Linked DNA regions of Homo sapiens: region 1 is linked to region 2. Evidence: chromatin contacts called from ENCODE Hi-C data. All regions are on one chromosome and are shown on one strand. Each heading gives the region's core, a stretch centred on a gene start or an enhancer-like site at or near the end of the contact. The rest is flanking DNA. Distances are from core to core; before and after follow the strand shown. Region 1 overlaps FNDC3B (fibronectin type III domain containing 3B). Region 2 holds the start of MYNN (myoneurin).

Region 1 (3,455 bases), core at 1-2,500, 2.3 Mb after region 2:
ATTTCTTCATTTGTAAAGGGTAGTTGATTTCAAGAATGGATTCATGATCACATCTCCGTGGTGTGTTGGGGGACAGTGTGGATGTGGTACAGCCTTGACCAAAATGCCTGAGTCCTGTGATAGATTTGGCCAGCTCAGATACACATCTGTCTAGGAAAGAAGGAACCCAGACCAAGAAGATGAGTGTTAGTCAGGGTGGTTTCTACTGAGACTTTTTGACTAAGATGAAAATGAGTTACAGTGCGGTTATCCAGAGATCACACATCTGGCCTGCTCAGCTACCTTCACAGCTGATGATCAGCTGGTGGTGAAAAGGAAGACTGCACAAAGCGCACGAGGAACTTCTGAAACTGTACTCAGGGACTCCTCTCTGTGTGTGTATGTAACTGACAATCTGGCCGCTCAGCCCAAAGAAAATTTAAGACAGCAAATTTAGGAAAAGGCCCTGAGACTGGAGGGAGTGTGGTTAATGAAGAAAAGAGAAAGAAAAAAAAACATTAAAATTAAGCATAAGAACTTATTGGGAGGCCGAGGCGGGCGGATCACAAGGTCAGGAGTTCGAGACCAGCTTGGTCAACATAGTGAAACCCCGTCTCTACTAAAAATACAAAAAATAGTTGGGCATGGTGGCACGTGCCTGTAGTCCCAGCTACTCGGGAGGCTGAGGCAGGAGAATAGCTTGAACCCAGGAGGCGGAGTTTGTGGTGAGCTGAGATCACGCCACTGCACTCCATCCTGGGCAACAGAGTGAGACTCTGTCTCAAAAAAAAGAAAAAAAAAAAGTAGAGGTGGGGTGATAATAGCTCTGTATATGTAAGGTCAAAATGTTTCAGTAACATCCTCATCCATCACCTTATGACTGAATACAGTATTCTTATAAACTGTCCTGAAATCCCTAAGAAAAAAGCTGTGGCCAGCCTGCTCTTTAATGAAGAACATGTGTAATTTCCATTCGCAATCATTACAAACAAATAGAGTAAGCTTTAGTTCTTAAAGTTAACTGTATGGATGAAAGCCTTCCACATCCATTGCTTCCTCTTTTAATTCCATTGAAAAGCCTTGTCGGCTTTCATCAGGTAGGTATTCCTGAGGTCTCCTCACAGCTGAGTTGAGCCACCCTGTTGAGAGTTAAGTCCACGTGTAGTTTTGTCTCAGTTACTGGTTAAAACAGAGGAGGTTCACTTTTGGGTTGCTGTGACTATAGAGTGATGACTGCTCATGACAAGCCTTCCCAGGCCTCCTGGCCTGACTTAACCTGCTTTAACTGTTGATGGTTTTGCAATGTGGTTTCCCCACTTCACAACCTGAATCTGTGACTTTCTACTGGGAACACTCACTACGTTTCCCTTTTCATGCCTGGGGAATAACCAAAAAGATACTACTGTGAACGCTAAGTTTTATGTTTTCATGCTTTTATGCTTTTCCTCCTTGCCTTTTCTCTAGTCTGTTTTCTATGGAGCATAGACTAAGTCATTTCTATTTTATGATCATTTTAAGGGACAGCTTGGCAGGCAGTTGGCTTTTAAGTAGTTGGGCAGTTCCTTGCCTCGAAATAATTCATTTCTTTGTATGTCTCTTGCATTCTAGGCAAATAAAAGTACTCTCTGTGTGTGCATGGAGCACAGAAATGGGGATTTAAACATCGTTGGCTGCATGTAGGCCCCATCTAGCTGAATCTGTTACCTTATATTCTTGTCAGGATGAAGTCTGGTTTATCTCTGGTGAAACTGTTAGGGATTACAAAGAAGGCCTTGGATTCTTTTTTTTTTTTTTTTTTTGAGACGGAGTCTTGCTCTGTCACCCAGGCTGGAGTGCAGTGGTGGGATCTCGGCTCCCTGCAAGCTCCGCCTCCCGGGTTCACGCCATTCTCCTGCCTCAGCCTCCCAAGTAGCTGGGACTACAGGCGCCCGCCACTGCGCCCGGCTAATTTTTTTGTATTTTTAGTAGAGACGGGGTTTCACCGTTTTAGCCGGGATGGTCTCGATCTCCTGACCTCGTGATCCGCCCGCCTCGGCCTCCCAAAGTGCTGGGATTACAGGCGTGAGCCCCGCGCCCGGCCGAAGGCCTTGGATTCTAGCAAGCTGGTGGCTGAGGGAAAAGATCAGCAATACTGGTTATGGCTAAGTGAGACTGCTGGGCTCACAGTGGCCTTTATTCACTTTTATTATTTCTTCTGTTTTCTCCATGATCAACGGTGTGACTGTTGGGTGGTTGAATTGAAACTTAGGAGTGTATGATGTTCATATGTTCCCACTTGATCTTTCTCAGGAGTGTTTGTACATACAGCCTCCCTGTCTCCCCTTCCTCCATCCCTTCCCAGTCATTTCTAGTAACCACTGAACACTGTATGAGGTGGAAAGTCCATCACGTAGTAGAGAAAAAGATTCAGGCATCTCACCTAAAGTTGTCTATGAAGTTTTCAAAAGCAAATATAATGATCTCCTTGTGCCAGTGGACTTCTTTGGTTTATTTGGGGGGTAAAATGCCTTATGAAAAGAGATGGTTTTGCACATCTGTGTCAGTCCCCATACTCTTCTATCCTACTTCTGTAAGGCCTTTGTGGGCCTGGGTCTGGGGGATCCATCTACCTTATCCCACACTTGCAGAACCTGGAGTTAATGCCCTGCTTAGGACTTGACACCTGTGCTTAAGGGTGCTATTTAGCGGGGTTGGATTGCTATGTCTCATTGACAGCGGTCCTGTTAGTTAACACAATGCCTACCAGAAGGTTAGAGTTGTTAGTGTTAGATGTGTTGTTGGTGTTCAGACATTCTTCGGTACTAGAGACAGGAGACCAGGAATGCCTAAATATTGTACCAGATCACAACTGTCTTCTCTTACTCAGTTCAACCTCCCCATTCCCTCACAGGACTCACACAAGAAACAATGAGAAATAGGAACAAAGTAGCACCATTATTTGGATTTGAGCTGCAAATCCAAGTGTTCAAAACTTTGGTTAGATGGGTTGGACCACATGGAGTATAGACAGCTTCAGCCCAAAGCAGGTCCTAAGGACCCTCATCTCCCTCCCATTTGAACTCTCTAAACCTGTATCATTATTTACTGTACGCTGGCCTAATAGAAGGACCTATGGAGGCTGAAGGGACCTAGAGTGAGGCCCTGAAATGGGTTTACTCCTCTTGCCTTGTTGGATAAGAGAGAAGAGGTTCTATCCTTAGGCTCACCTGTAAGATGTCAGAGCTATGCCAAGCAGGAGAGGGCTTTGGCACTCGCTAATGTAGCAGAGGGGATGCAGAGAAGACAACAGAGCCACAGTCTGCACCACAGCCTCAATAGCAAGTGCCCAAGGAGGAGGGAAGAAAAGGTGAAATTGCTTCTCCACCCTTAGATCCTTATACTCAGACCCCCTAATGTAAATAACCACCCTGTTAATCCAACCTGCGATTTTGAAGAAACATTAAATAAGACATCATACTTAGCACTTTGGGAGGCCG
Region 2 (3,496 bases), core at 777-3,276:
TGTTTATATATAATAAATATATAAAAATTTATGTTTATATATAATAAATATATAAAAATTTGTTTATATATAATAAATATATAAAAATTTATGTTTATATATAATAAATATATAAAAATTTATGTTTATATATAATAAATATATAAAAATTTATATTTATATATAATAAATATAAATATATATATTTCGATTTCTATCCTTCTGGTGTAATCTGCAAGCCTCATTCGCTACTCTTGATTTTTAGGCTGAAGGACGTGCCTGTCTTTTTGCAGGAAAAGTGAAGTTTATCAGGTCATATGAAATTCAAGTTTGGAAAAATTTGAAAGTACATTGCATGTCAATAAACGCATCTTGGTGTCTGATTCTGCATACATCTGTAGAGAATTTGAAAACAAGCAGTCAATTTAGAACTTCTGCTTGGTCTTCGGAAGCAAAAAGAGGAAATTCAAAAGTAATTTTACACGTCCTTCCACCAGAAGCTGAAAGGATGGCTTTTTCGCGGCTGAATAACGAAAGCCCCCTGCTTCGCCCCGGACTCTGAGCAGCTCAACCTGCGGAAAGGATGTGTAATAAAACGCCTTTCCAGGGAGACAAAAAAAAAAAAGGCCACCCAAAGGAAGGGCAACTCGGGAGTGCCTGGTTTCTACTGCGGTACCCGGGCACTTTGGAAGAAAGTGCGTGCAGATTCAAGCTTTTGAAATGGTTTCAGCTCTGTTCAATTGGGCATAGGCTATTTTTCCTTTTCTGTTTTTTTCTTTAAATACATTATATTCATTCCTCTCAATTTGATAATAATCACTTGAGAATTGCGAATTGACACTTACATATCAAGGACTTTACAAAACCCTCTCCAAAGTGGGGTTTCCGTAGTGTAGTGGTTATCACGTTCGCCTAACACGCGAAAGGTCCCCGGTTCGAAACCGGGCGGAAACACACTAAAAAATCCCTTTTTTTTTTTTTTTTTTTTTCCTTCGCTTGGAAGAAAGCGTGAGATCACGCTTTGTTTTCTTTTGTTGTTTGTTTTGTTTTTTTTTCTGAGGGAAGCCTTAGCTTAATGTATGCCGGTCCTTCAAAAGACATGATAGCAATTTGAGAGTCTGAACTGTAAGTTTTTGTTACTTTATTCGTTCACCAAATGTTTTTATGGAAGCCTTGCCACGTGGAACATGTGTCCCGGGTTTTAAAAAATGAATTTGACTCACCAGCTAACACTGAAAAAATAATGTACAGCCTAGAAGGAAAGATCAAAGTGTAAAAGTGGTTAGTCCTGTCGCCTCCTGAGCATTTTTGTATTATATCACTTGGTTTTTCGTCTGAAGTGGCTGTAAATAATCGTATTAAAAATCTTCTGGTCCAGACGCAGGAAAACCTTTTCCGGTATAAAGCCCACCTTCCTCTAATGTTGCGCATGCCCACTGTGCCCAGCTGCTCCGCTTTCGTGCATCCCAGACTTCTGTCACCAGGTAAGGGCATCTTGGAAGCTGAGCTACAGTTGGCTGGGGCACAAAAAAACCAGGGGGTGCCAAGAGTTTTCAGGTACGTAAGCGGGAAAGGGGTGCCAAGTCTCAGCTAAAAAATCCCCTATGGCAGAGATCCGAGTACACATGCAGCAGTTTCCACCGGTGGGGCCCCGAGGAAGGGGAGGATGATGGGAGAAGACAAGCAACTACAAGCCCCCGCACGCAGTGCGCAGCTGGCTTCAGGAGAGAGGCCCGCGGTGCTGTGCTGCCGGGCCTCGGCGCAGAGCCCCGGCAGAGCGCCAGACGCTGACTGCCGGCACCAGAATGCTCGCGATGAGGAAGACAGGCGGAGCGCTGCGAGCTAGCGAGCCCTCAGCTCTCGTATCCATGACGCCTGCTGCTTCGGGGGACCCCTGGCATGCTGGGGAGTGGGTCTCTGTGGTACATCCTGTACCGCCCTGGCCGGCGCCGGACCCCCATGGCCCCAGAACCTCCCGCACTGCCACGGGAAGACAGAGCCGGACGTGACGCCACCGTGGAAGGAAGGGAGGGGCGGAGCGTGGCTCGGTGACGTCCTCCCAAGATGGCGGAGACAGAGTGAAGAAACTGTGTTCCCCCCTTGGGTTGCTATCGGTGAGTTCCTACTTCACCCCCAGCCCGCCATCCCGGTCTCTCTAGAGCCTGGGCCATCAGAGGGCAGGCTCCTTGGAGTTCCAGCACGGGTCGGGGCGCAGGTGGAAGGCTTGGGCTAGGCAGCCCCGGGGTGGCCTGGGCCACAACCTCTGCTGTGGAAATTCGCGGGAGTGGGAGCTGGGCAGAGGGCAGGGCGGCAGAAGCCGAGGAGGGACTGGCTTTGGTTGTCACTCTCGGATGCCGCCTCGCGTAGAGAGTGGGAAGGGAGAAGGTGTGGCCTCCTTAGCGCGAGTGATAGAACCTTTGACAGCAAGCCATGGCCGGGCGCATTCCCGGCTTTCTGGGCAGCCACCTCTCGTTTTGGAGAAACTGCACTGGGGAAACTAACAGGTTTTGGTGACTTGAGAGCAGTTTTTAAAAACTCGTACTGTTCTGCCCCTATCTGTCCCAAGAGATCATGTCTTAGTGGTTTAAAAAATTTTTTTGTAACATAAGTATGTCTACTGAGCTTGAAAATCTGAGGGTTCAACAGATGTGAAAGCGTCAGGTTTTGCTGTGCTTTTTGCAGGTGGTAGAAGTGTTGCCATTCACCGTCACTTATTGATGTGTCCAAAGGATTGTGTTAGTTGATCAAGGTAACCAAAGATAGAAAGGCACTCATCCCTTCATTCTTAACCATGTATGTTTGATAAGGATTTTCAAGGGGGCTAAAATTGTTTAAGTTATGTCCTCTGTCCCTTCCCTCACTGAACGTTGATGAGAACTTACGGTTACTGATTTACTGTTTCTTTTTGTCTTTTAGATCAAGGGTAAAATTCCATTCTGATATCAAAATGCAGTATTCGCACCACTGTGAGCACCTTTTAGAGAGACTGAACAAACAGCGGGAAGCAGGTTTTCTCTGTGACTGTACCATAGTGATTGGGGAATTCCAGTTTAAAGCTCATAGGAATGTGCTGGCCTCCTTTAGTGAGTATTTTGGTGCGATCTACAGAAGCACTTCTGAGAACAATGTCTTTCTTGATCAGAGTCAGGTGAAGGCTGATGGATTTCAGAAACTGTTGGAGTTTATATACACAGGAACTTTAAATCTTGACAGGTAAAGTACACATTTTATTTTCAGTTATAAAAGCTAGTCAGTAGTCTTCACAGCAAAAGTAGATTTGTATTTTTTCCATTCATTCTCTGAACTCAAATTCTTCACCTATTTATGCACACAATGTTTGTTTTTATAAAGAAATCAGTATCACTGATTTAGGATGAGCAGGCAATATTTTTCATAAGCACAGATAATAAACAGTAAGATTTCTGACACGTTTATTTACTGAAACAAAGCCTGTGATTTCACTTATGTAAACTTGAACATTAAACACAATGAATTTATTTTATTTTATTTTTGAGAC

What was found. A loop is a pair of places that touch in the nucleus more often than their neighbours do. Pooled maps may share reads with other maps.
Region 1: a map of naive thymus-derived CD4-positive, alpha-beta T cell shows a loop between it and region 2 (7-fold over the local background). The contact joins the enhancer-like site here to the promoter of MYNN in region 2. A Hi-C loop is called at or near these places in 1 of 168 maps with a recorded cell type or tissue (naive thymus-derived CD4-positive, alpha-beta T cell), 1 of 37 single-sample maps with no recorded cell type and 8 of 50 pooled maps.

What each region holds. Positions count from the first base shown.
Region 1 is chr3:172,107,406-172,110,860 of GRCh38, forward strand. The region is part of intron 1 of FNDC3B (fibronectin type III domain containing 3B); the gene reads left to right. Among named protein-coding and RNA genes, the nearest start is that of FNDC3B, 70 kb to the left of the region's middle. Within about 2 kb of position 1,251, at least 4 of the 41 ENCODE cell types and tissues checked have a DNase peak (open chromatin) inside an H3K27ac peak, as active enhancers do.
Region 2 is chr3:169,771,370-169,774,865 of GRCh38, forward strand. MYNN (myoneurin) reads left to right here and starts at 2,027. Exons shown (of 8, transcript NM_018657.5): 1 at 2,027-2,093; 2 at 2,896-3,192. The coding sequence starts at 2,927. TRV-AAC1-1 (tRNA-Val (anticodon AAC) 1-1) reads left to right here and starts at 861; the gene lies at 861-933. RefSeq lists enhancers at 577-676, 1,567-2,116, 1,690-2,193, 1,832-2,126.